Linked DNA regions of Mus musculus: regions 1 and 2 are each linked to region 3. Evidence: chromatin contacts called from ENCODE Hi-C or POLR2A ChIA-PET data. All regions are on one chromosome and are shown on one strand. The core of a region is the stretch at or near the end of the contact, and the rest is flanking DNA. Distances in the headings are between cores, read along the strand shown.

What was found. A loop is a pair of places that touch in the nucleus more often than their neighbours do. ChIA-PET counts read pairs that join two places held with the same protein, here RNA polymerase II (POLR2A).
Region 1: a map of T-helper 17 cell shows a loop between it and region 3 (2.1-fold over the local background). The contact joins the enhancer-like site here to the promoter of Pvt1 in region 3. A Hi-C loop is called at or near these places in 2 of 37 maps with a recorded cell type or tissue (T-helper 17 cell and left cerebral cortex). POLR2A ChIA-PET finds 5 or more read pairs at or near these places in 4 of 5 experiments (Patski and embryonic stem cell).
Region 2: a map of left cerebral cortex shows a loop between it and region 3 (4-fold over the local background). The contact joins the promoter of Myc here to the promoter of Pvt1 in region 3. A Hi-C loop is called at or near these places in 12 of 37 maps with a recorded cell type or tissue (CH12.LX, adrenal gland, gastrocnemius and 3 more). POLR2A ChIA-PET finds 5 or more read pairs at or near these places in 3 of 5 experiments (Patski and embryonic stem cell).

Annotation. Positions count from the first base shown.
Region 1 is chr15:62,078,009-62,081,814 of GRCm38, reverse strand. The region is part of intron 1 of Pvt1 (Pvt1 oncogene); the gene reads right to left. Among named protein-coding and RNA genes, the nearest start is that of Pvt1, 42 kb to the right of the region's middle. Within about 2 kb of position 1,997, at least 2 of the 3 ENCODE cell types and tissues checked have a DNase peak (open chromatin) inside an H3K27ac peak, as active enhancers do.
Region 2 is chr15:61,984,030-61,987,465 of GRCm38, reverse strand. It overlaps Myc (myelocytomatosis oncogene), which reads right to left and starts at 2,125. Exons shown (of 3, transcript NM_001177352.1): 1 at 1,515-2,125.
Region 3 is chr15:62,035,589-62,039,607 of GRCm38, reverse strand. Pvt1 (Pvt1 oncogene) reads right to left here and starts at 1,622. Exons shown (of 5, transcript NR_132747.1): 1 at 1,407-1,622.

The sequences.
Region 1 (3,806 bases), core at 748-3,247, 42 kb before region 3:
AGATGAGCAATAATTACCACCTGTGTTAGGAACAAAATACAAAGACCAATTGGGCCGTGCATGTTCAGTGGCCCAATCTGAGCTCGGGTATGTCCATTCGACAAAAAGAAATTATTTTGCAGAGTTACTTTCACATCACTAATATATTCCTTTGTGTGGCCCAGAGAATTGTTTTCCAACTGACAAGGTCAGCAAATAACTTGAGTTTAGTCCCTAGAATCCACATGGTAGAAGGAGAGAACCAACTCCTGAAAGTTGTCCTCAGACCTATACACGTGCACTGTGGCATAAATAAATGCATGCAAGCACTCACCACACACGGATTGTTTGTTTGTTTGTTTGTTTGTTTGGAGACAGGGTTTCTCTGTGTAGCCCTGGCTGTCCTGGAACTCACTCTGTAGATCAGGCTGGCCTCGAACTCAGAGATCTGCCTGCCTCTGCCTCCCAAGTGCTGGGATTAAAGGCGTGAGCCAACACTGCCTTGCCACACACGAATTCATACGTGCACACATAAATAAAATAAACATAATAGGATATATTTTTATAGTGTCACTAAAAATGAATCCCGAGGTAGAAAAAAGGAAAGGATCAAAAAGGTAGGTCCAGATCACAGAGGCAACTGTTGTACATCAGTTTGTGAAAAACTACTCACATGGCCATCCTTTTTGAAAGGCCCCAATGCTGGATGATGTCCTTAGAAAATGAATCATTCCTGGACACAAGAGAGTTCTGAAAGCTTCTATCAAAACCAGAAATCTGGTGGCATAGCCTATAACTGCACTAGGAAGACAGGGAAGGGGGGATCAGAAGGTTGGGAACAACCTTGTTCTACAGCAACACTCTATTAGAAATTTCCCCATCACCATCTGCCTTTATGCTACTATTCAAAATGCCCGCCTTCGAAGCGTGTCCATACCCAAAGCTCTTTCCAGCTCACTCATCACCTTCCATAGAAGGTAACAATGGCCTCCTAATCATCTCTCTAGTCATGAGGTTCCTGGTGAATTCAAAGGATGACTGTTTTCCATCTTGCCCTACAGATCTTTGAGGTCTAGCCCATCTGGCCCCAGTGGATAAGTGGTGGCTGAACACTGGACCACTTCCACAAGTGGCTCACATCAGCACTAACACATGGGTCATCAGCCTTACCTAGGAAGCCATAAAACAGACTCCTTCCCAAAGGATGGGTTAGGCTTTAGAACTAGCACTAGCCGGCAGAGGTGACTCCACCAAAGCCACATGAGCAGAGGAAAAGTTCTAGAGCCCAAACCCTTGCAGTATGTCCTGTGCTAGCACAACTATGCAACCAACCATCTTTCCACTCAGGGTCAGCTAGGGCTCTATCTCCAGTGCTACCGGACAGATACAGTATATACAGAGTCCTCCCTGCCAAGCTCCTAGCTGTTCCCTGCCCCCAACAGTTGAAAGCCCTCCTCTATCAGAGGCCAGATCGGGCCTCAGCATTCAGTCTCACCCCATAGAGAGCCTAGGCCTTCTAAAGACATTTTTATTTGTCTAAAGACATTTTACCTTGGGAGTTGGCTTCCTGCACTACAGGACAGCTGCCTTAAGAGGAAGACTCGAGGCAACCAGATTGGGTGGGGGTTTGGGGGAGGGGTGCTAAACTGAGTCAGGCAGGTCTGAGCATCAAATTCTAGATACTCTGATATTCTGACTTATGCTTCTCACTCTGCCTCTGAACTGGTATCATCTACTAGACCCCATTCCTTCAAACACCAAATGGGTATAAGGACAGTGAGATTTAATACACAAGAATTCTTCCACTTGTTCACTAAAAAAAAAAAAAAAAAAAAAAAAAAAAAAAAAAAAAAGATTGAATTCTCAAGGTAGCTTCAGGATGCTCCCAAAACACGCACGATACAAGAAAGTTGGCTGATCTTCCTGAGACGCACCTAGGGCCCAGGAATCTGCCCTACTTCACTCTTGCCCCAGCTTGCTTAATCACCGCCCTGGCTCCCTGCCTGTCAGCCAGCTGCTGACTTGAATTGAACTTTTGGATTCTGAATCCTAGCTGGCAGCCCGAGGTGTGTATCACTCCCTAGCCTACACACATAGGCCTAGAAAGGAATCAGGGTAAAAGAGTCCTTGAGGAGGACAGAGAGGGTCAAATGCCAGTGTGAACTGCCTTTAAATGCCCCAAGAGTCAGGACAGCCCATCTGGGTCCCACACAAGGGCTCACTGTTGAGTACACAGCTGTACCACTTGTGACTCAGAGAATGACTCAGCAGTCCACTAGAAGAGCATGCAGAAAAGCTTTTGAGTCACTTCTAGAAGGGGGGGGGGGGGGTGTGCCAAGCTACCAGCACAGCTCAGTCCAGAGGAATGCCCTCCCCTGCCAGCCTTGCCCACTGCCTGAGATTCATACACTCGGTATCCCAGCAGGGGCACGTGATGGGCCTGACACTGGGCCAGGCCAAATAGGCAGGGGCAACAAAAGTCCCATTTCCCGGCTGGGATGAGATCATTGTGAAGCGGGGGAGAAAGGAAGCAGGATCCAGGACCCAAGAAGGGGTGGGGATGGCCAGGAAGTCAGCAAGCATCCCTGCTAGGATAGAACAGGGAACAAAGGGGCAAAATAGAGCCTGGGCCCAAGGGCACAATGGGACCCCCAGTGTAAATTACTCTGAATGGCACACAGACTCAGAGAGTATCTTGTACCACCCCCATCCCCAACCTCCCACATTTCCCTCCTTCTTCATTCATCTTTATTTATTAGAACTCAACTTTGGTTACTCAGCCCAGCAAATACACCCCTACAGAAAGCTTCTGTCACAACCAGCTTGAGTCAAGATATACTGTGGAGACCTCTACATCAGCATGCCCCTCCCCTCCCGCAGAGTCCCTCTATTCTATTCCTTCTTTATGGGACCTGTGCAGCTCCTGCTGCAGCTCTTCCATACAGACTTCCAGGAGAAGTGAGAAACTTGCTTTCTTTCTCAGCAACCTCTAGGTTGGCAAAGTCACAAGAGCATTGCCCTACAAGCTGAAGAGCATGCTCTATATTAGAGCAAAGGCGGGCCAAGCCCCTGGAGGGATCACTATCAAAGAGCATCCAGGTCATTCACTTAAGGCTGGGCATGGTGGCCACATACCCTTGGCCCCAGTGTTTGAGAGGCAGAGGCAGGACAATCTTTGAGTTAGAGACTAGCCTGGCCTTCATAGCAAGCTCAAGGACAGCCAGGACTACTTAGAGACCCTGTCTCAAAAATAGAGAGAAAGAGAGAAAGAGAGAGAGAAAGAAAGGAAGGAAGGAAGGAAGGAAGGAAGGAAGGAAGGAAGGAAGGAAGGAAGGAAGGAAGGAAGAAAAAAGAGGGAGAGAGGGAGGGAGGGAGGGAGGGAGGGAGGGAGGGAGGGAGGGAGGGAGGGAGGGAGGGAGGAAGGGACCAGAAGTTGAGAAAGGTAGGTAGTCACCTATGTCTTCCTGATAATAAGGAATGGCCAATGGCCTCAGCTCATTTTACTCAGCCTTGTTTTGGTTCTCTGGCTTTACCTCCTCGTCTTGCTGAGATGCTGCAAAGTATACCATTCAATTGTTTTATATATATATATATATATATATATATATATATATATATATATATATTTTTTTTTTTTGTTTTGTTTTTTTTTGTTTTTGTTTTTGTTTTCCGAGACAGGGTTTCTCTGTATAGCCCTGGCTGTCCTGGGACTCACTTTGTAGACCAGGCTATATTAATAAACTCAAGGAAAAATCTCAATCCTATGAGACAGACGTCACTGTGGCTTGCTATTTTATAGAGGGATTGAACAGAGACCCAGAACAGTT
Region 2 (3,436 bases), core at 876-3,375, 53 kb after region 3:
AGCTCTGGTTGGTGCGGAAACCTGGCGCAGCGCGTACCCCAATCCTGAACCACTCCCCTTTCAGCGTGCTGTACTTCCAAGTGTGTGTGTGTGTGTGTGTGTGTGTGTGTGTGTGTGTGTGTGTGTGGTTGGGGGGGAGGCATGCACTCTTTTACTCCCTACTATCAGTGACGCTCGTCGGACTAGCAGCTGCTCCGAGTCCCCGCCTCCTTCGAGCAGGGACTTAGCCCTGCAGACGCCCAGGAATCGCCATCGGCCTTGGCTTCAGAGGCTGAGGGAGGCGACTGTAGGGAATACAGTCTGCTAAGAGCCGAGGCGCAAAGTTTTGCGCCACCTGAAGGAGAAAGGCGAGAGGCGCCGCGTCGCTCGGCCCCCTCCCGTGTGCCGGCTCTCTGCGCCGCCGACCGGGTCCGAGTCCCTATTCGCGCCGTCGCCGCGCTCCTACCCAGCCGGCGCCGCCGCCCCTCTCCGCCCTCCTCTTTCTCCACCCCCAGCGCGCCCCCTTCCTTCCTTTGCCGGCTTTTCTTTCCGATTGCTGACTTGGAGGAGAGAGCTCAGTCTCCGGCTATCACAAGCCTCTCGAAATAAAAGGGGAGGGGGTGTCAAATAATAAGAGACACCTCCCTTCTACACTCTAAACCGCGACGCCACTGCACCAGAGACCCTGCAGCGATTCAGCACTGGGTGCAGGGCGTCTTCCCTCTCCCCGCCGAGGGTAGCAGCTGTTACGGAACCGCTCAGATCACGACTCACCGCAGTCTTCCTAGCAATTCAGGGGCGCGAGGGATACCCGCGGATCCCAAGTAGGAATGTGAGGATTCCCTCTGGTTTCCCCCAAGTCAACGAATCGGTCACATCCCTGTCCCAATTTTGCTTCTCCTCACTGCGCTAGCCCAACATCAAGTCCTAGTGCCGCGGGGGTCAGGCTTAAATTTTACTACGATCACTATTTTTAAAGCCAAAATAGCAACTTCTTAAAAGGCTCAGGGACGGGTTGCGATCGCCGCCGGGGATTGGCGGGCGGGACGCACCTCCGTGTCGGTCCCAGGCTGTCAGAAATGCACCAAGCTGAAATTTAAATGCCCTCTCAGAGACTGGTAAGTCAGAAGCTACGGAGCCTTCTCGCTCCCAAACGCAAAAGGTAATCCCTTCTCCAAAGACCTCAGGATTCCAAGGGCTTTCTTTGGCCACCACGAAGCGACCTCCCGGTTTGACCCCTCAAAGGACACATATCAATTAATGTAGCAAAGCAAGAATGTCCAACCGGCCGGGTCAGCGTCAGCCCATAGTAACCTCGGGAACCCCGCTTCAAAATGCATCCCGGTTTTTCCCTTCCCCTTTCCTCTGTCATCTTGACAAGTCGCTCTACCCCGACTCAGATCTACCCCAGCCTACCCCAACTACTCTTGAGAAAAGTGTCAAAAGCACAGGAATGGAAGAAAGACTGTCCTAACCGGCCGCTACATTCAAGACGCAGAAAGAACACAGGGAAAGACCACCAGATCTGTGCTTACCGGGGTTTCCAACGCCCAAAGGAAATCCAGCCTTCAAACAGCTCGAGGAGCTCTTTTCAGGAGAGCTGATCGCGGGCAGAGGCAGAGAACACTGTCCCCAAATAGACAAAAATTCCCTCCCCGGAGCCTGGGGAGTCCTGTCCTGGCTCGCAGATTGTAAGTTCCAGTGAGAAGTGTCTGCCCGCTGCAATGGGCAAAGTTTCCCAGCGGCGGCGAGGGTTGCGGCCGCTGATGTTGGGTCAGTCGCAGGGTTGGGGAGAGTGGGCGGCAGGCTCGGAGGCAAAGCCCCTCTCACTCCAGAGCTGCCTTCTTAGGTCGCCCCGGAGCGCGGCTCTGCACACACGGCTCTTCCAACCGTCCGCTCACTCCCTCTGTCTCTCGCTGGAATTACTACAGCGAGTCAGAAAAAAACGCCCGAAAAGCTTCTTTTATACTGCGACTCAGGATCCCTCCCCTCCCTTCTTTTTCCCGCCAAGCGTCGGCGAAGCCCTGCCCTTCAGGAGGCAGGAGGGGAGCTGAGTGAGGCGAGTCGGACCCGGCAGCTGAGAGCAGCGCAGCCCAGGGGTCCTCGGCCGCGCAGACCCCCGGAATATAAAGGGCGGGTGGGCGGGGATTAGCCAGAGAATCTCTCTTTCTCCCTTCCCCACCTCTCTCTATTTTTTTTTCCTCCTCTCGCTTCCCCGCCCTCTGCTTTGGGAACTCGGGAGGGGGGCTAGTGGGGAGCCGGGGAAAGAGGAGGAGGAGCCTCAGCCCCGCAGCCCAGTACTCCGGCTCCGGGGTGTAAACAGTAATAGCGCAGCATGAATTAACTGCGCGCCCGACCATTTTCTCTTGCTCGCGCGCTAGTCCTTTCCCTTTCTGTACGGTTGTTCGGGCGCAGCGCTCGGCTGAACTGTGTTCTTGCCCTGCGTATATCAGTCACCGCAGGTGGAACAGCTGCCTCGCTCCACACAATACGCCATGTACCCTGGACCGCGTCACGCACGTCCCGGGCGGCCAGGCGTCTCTCTAAGGCTGGGGAAAACAGAATTTAGAAAGGGGGAAGGACGAACGAATGAGTTATCTAGGAGCCCCCGCTCAGTGTGTGGAGTGATAGAGGGTGATCAACCGCAGATGAGGTCTATGCAGGAAAAACGATGTCTGGAATTTTATTAAAATTGCTCAGCAACTCACTGCCACGTATACTTGGAGAGCCACTTAGGGATAAACAGCCACTCCATCTCGCGGGGAAGGCATTGTGTATTTTGCCTTTGGTCGTACAGTTATGTTGACTGGGCACATTCTTTCCAGAACGACCCCCCCCCCCAATTTGCTGCCAAAAGGCAGATTCCCCCCCCCCCCCACACACACACTCCAGCACCTCCGGTTCGGACTTCCACCCGGCGGGTGGTGTGGAGGCGGCTCTTTCCCCTGTAGGTCTCCCTGCGCAGTCCAGTAAAGTGGCGGCGGGTGCGCTCTACCCGGCTCCTCCGGGAGGAGTCTCTGCCGGTCTACACCCCATACACCTCCACACAGTTCCAGGGCCACAGTCGGTTTTCACAAGAGGCAAATCCTCTTTGCCCCTGTGGAGCCAGTTTGCAGCAGACTCTGGTTTAGGAGCTGGGGTGGGGAAAATCAAGGCGCTAGACGCGAGAATATGCCATGAATTGGGGGGTTGGGGAAAACCCGGACTTCCCAGAAAGGGGGAGGAGTGAATTGCCAACCCAGATCTGGGGAGCCTGCAGAGACCCTAGAATAAAGAAAACCGTTAACCCCTTCCTCCCAGGACAAACCCAAGCTTTCCCCTTTTATTACTGGAATCGTAATTATGCACTTAAAAAAAAAAGTCGGCCCTGATCAGATCAAAGTAACGTTACATTTTTGCCTTCGTATGTGTGTGTTAAGCTAATTAAAAGCTGATTTTAATTTATACATTAATTTCC
Region 3 (4,019 bases), core at 373-2,872:
ACCAGGCAAAACAACAAGGCAGTCCCATACAGTCACTCCCTAACAGAGTGGGGTGGGGGTCCCAGCACAATAGCCCACAATGTCTTAAACCAGCCTTAATGTCTCACCAGATCCATCATGAACCTAGTTGAGTTCAAATAACCGTAAGGCACATCCTCACCTCCGAGATGTAACTAGCACACATCCAAGCACTGAGAGCAGGCCACCACGAGGTTTTTCCCAGTCATGGAGTCCATGTGACGTTTCTGATTTCCTGACAGCTTTGCTCCTTCTAAATCTTTTAAGAAGTCCCACTTGGAGCTCCAAGGATAGAAACACAAACGCTTTCCCACTGGCTAGAGCTTTAAGAAGGACTAGCTATGACCATAGGACTGTGCAAGTGAACAAGCCCAAACTTGTCACTGCCCATATGCAAAACAGGCCTGCAACATCCTACCACATGCACTTCAACAGAGACCTGCATCCTTAGCCCTCCCCAACACACAGACACACAGACAGACAAACAGACAGACAGACAGGCAAGCAGGCAGGCACACACACACACACACACACACACACACACACACACACACACATTTGGCTTTCTCTAGGTCAAATGACAACAACCCCTTAAAAACACAAGAGCAGAAAGGAAACAAAAACCTCACTTCTCCCTATACTCTCTTAAGTGATTTCTCTCCTTAAGCTTCTAGAACGTTCTGGAGAGCTCAAAAGGACAGATTATCACCCACTAGTAAACTAGTAAGAAAATCCATGATGTGTCTACACATAGGCACATGTAGCTTCATGGCTGCGCTTCCTGGAAGTCTGCACAGTTCTCCCACACCACTCATAGGTACAGCAGAAAATACTAGCCAAGAAAGGGCCAATCTAGTTAAAGCAACAAGCTATCCAAAAAGAATTAGCAAGGATGAAGGCGTGGGGGCCTTCCACGAACACAGGAACGCAATACAAAAGCACAGAAAGTTTCCTGACACAGGGAGTTTTAGGAGATCACCTTCTTTCTGCCCCGAGGGGGTGTCTCGGAGGAGGGCTGGCCAAGGATGGAGGGAGCATCACTAGACTAGACTCAGACTTCCAGTTTCGTAAATGAGGCCTCCAAACCACATCAGCGGCCCCAAATCTGCGCTGATTGCAGGGGGCGTCTCTCTCTTTTAGACCTGAGGAAATGGGCTCTTGATCAAGTGCATAAATCCAGAATTACCTCTATGTAGAGGCCATCCTGGGAAATCTCCCTCGCACCCACACTTCTCACCCACACCCAAACTCTCTGGCAATCTCGAGTCTAGTGATGAGGAAAAGTGCAAGGTTAACACGCGCTCGTGGGAATGCAAAAGCCACTTTCCTCTATCCAGACTCTGCATCCCTGGGCTCCAGAGTTTCCAGGGGATAAACTTGGAACTTACAAGAGGGTGGATCCAGCCGTGACTCCGAGGTCACCGGGGCTGCCAACATCCTTTCCACGCGGATATCCACTCGGGGGGCTCTGGGAATGCTAAGTTCGTAGCTTCTCTTCATCCTGGCCTTGCCGAGCCCGCTTGACCAGTGGGTCCATGTGCTCGGCGGCCACACGCGCTCTGCCTGGTAGAGCGCGGGGCTGGCGGGTGGCCCGTGACGTCACGGCGGCTCGCTCCCGGCCGCGGGGGAGGGGGAGAAGCGCGCGCCACCGGGCAGGCCGCGTGTGTCCCCGATCTCCTGGTGTCTGGAGGTTTCTGACCTGAGGGATCCAGCTCGCCCCTCTGCCTGCTGCCCTAGGCAATGAAGGGGCATCAAGCCTGAGAGGAGAACCGCATGGAGGTGGCGTGCCACTGAGGCTGCTTAATGCCCAGATGGCCCTAGTAGAGAGCACACTCTGTCAGTCCTGGGCTGGGAGGTTCTAGCTGCACTCAAACCTAGGTCCTACATAGGTCCCACACAGCCTGGGGCTATGCCCAGGCGAGGTCAACTAGCTTTCCCACCTCCCCTCCCCACCCTCCCCTCCCCCACACTATTCCTTTTTAAGGTAGACATCCCATCCCCCTTCACCTTGAAGCTTAGCAGTCTTCCCACTTTTCGGATAGGGAAGGAGACTCCAGTGAATTAAAAGGACCAAACTGCTCAGAAAATAGGTCAGTAGTTCCTACAGAAGACCCCCCCGAATCTGTTCTATTTCAGAACTCTCATCTGAGAGCAGTCCTGGGTACCATCCATCATCTGTGGTTCTGGAGAGAAGGACGTACTAAGCAAACTCTAGCTGAGAGAGGACCACCTGTCTGCAGCATCCTCCATTCTTGGTCCGTACAGGGTATTACACTAACCTCTCAAATGTGCAAAAGCCTCTGCAAAGAACGAAGGCTGGTGTGAAAGGCACGCGTATACCACGATATTCTTTTCGCTGTATTCAATCCAGCACCGAACAGGTGCACGTCTCTAGTACCATTTAGTCAAGCGCGGCAACGTGCTACAACCAGAAAGGGGAATGAAAGATGAGGTAGACTCAGATCCTAGAGGGAAACCGGAGTCCTGTGGAAAGCGGGTTGCATAACTAGGTGATACCAGGATCGCGGAAAGTAACGCGGGTCCACTCTTCTCTCAGCACACTATACCTCACTTTATTTCAATCTCTCAGAGAGTCTTTATCTCCTCCCTCCCTCTACGTTCCCCCTTCAATGTCTTCACTTTCATTACTTCTTAGCCACATGAAGATGTCTCTGTTGAAGAGAAAATTTACCATACTCGTGTGTGCCAGTGCGATATGCACGGATAATCGCGCTGTGTGTGGTTGGTTTCCACCCTGAGAGTGACCGAACAGATCTTCCGATTATCTCCTTCAGATTATCTCCTTCTTGTGCTAGAGAGTGAAGAGGGTTCTGAATTCTATGTCTGTATGTGCTTTCGATGTGTCAGACATTTCCCAAACCACCTGCTGCGACCTTGGGGAGAAGCAACCACAGGCTCTCAGAGGCCCAGTTTTAAAGACAACTTCAGTAACAAATCCCTGAAGATGCCACCTGCTCCTTCCAGTTAGTCCTGTACACTAGACCTCCCAACGGCTGAAGACCTTCACCCAGGTTCATTCAGCTTTAGTCTCGACCCAGTTTGCCCTTCCCTGGGACTAAATTTTGCTGCGCTAATTTTAGGCTAATATTTTCCCCCGATATAATATAAAAATATCATTTGGGAATTTCACATAATACACTCTAATAGCACTCTTATCCCGATCCTCCCATGTCAGTCCTCCCCACCTTTGTGAACATCCCTACCACCACCACCACCACCACCACCACTGGAAAGTCATAGAGCCACTGGAGTATGGCCACACTCCTAGGGACCAGCCAGCTCCTTAAAGAAAACTGATTCCTTCCCCACCTACCCGACCCCCTCCAGAAGCCATAAGTTGTGGAGAGCTACACTTCAGCATTCTTACCACATTTTTTAAAGCATTCTCTTCGAAGGCTTTCTGTCCAGGTTGTTACTTTGGGGAGTGGGGCTTCCTTTTATGGGATGTTTAAAAATTTTTCCAGTGCCGGGCATGGTGGCCCACACCTTTAATCCCAGCACTTGGGAGACAGAGACAGGTGGATTTCTGAGGTCCAGGCCAGCCTGGTCTACAAAATGAGTTCCAGGACAGCCAGGGCTATACAGAGAAACCCTGTCAAAAAAAAAAAAAAAAGAAAAAAAGAAAAAAGAAAAGAAAGAAAGAAAAAAAAAGAAAAAGAAAGAAAGAAAGAAAATATTCCAGCAAAATTTCACAGAAGAAAGTATTTTTAATAGCACTACTATCTAAAACAAACATTATAATATATGTTTCTAATTTTATCTTTTCCTTTTGTTTTTTTTTTTTTGTTTTTTGTTTTTTGTTTTTTGTTTTTTGTTTTTTGTTTTTCGAGACAGGTTTCTCTGTGTAGCTCTAGCTGTCCTGGAACTCACTTTGTAGACCAGGCTGACCTGGAACTCAGATATCTGCCTGTCTCTGCCTCCCAAGTGCTGGGATTAAAGACCAGCTTTGTTTCTTTGTTCTTTTTTCTTAAAGAAAACTT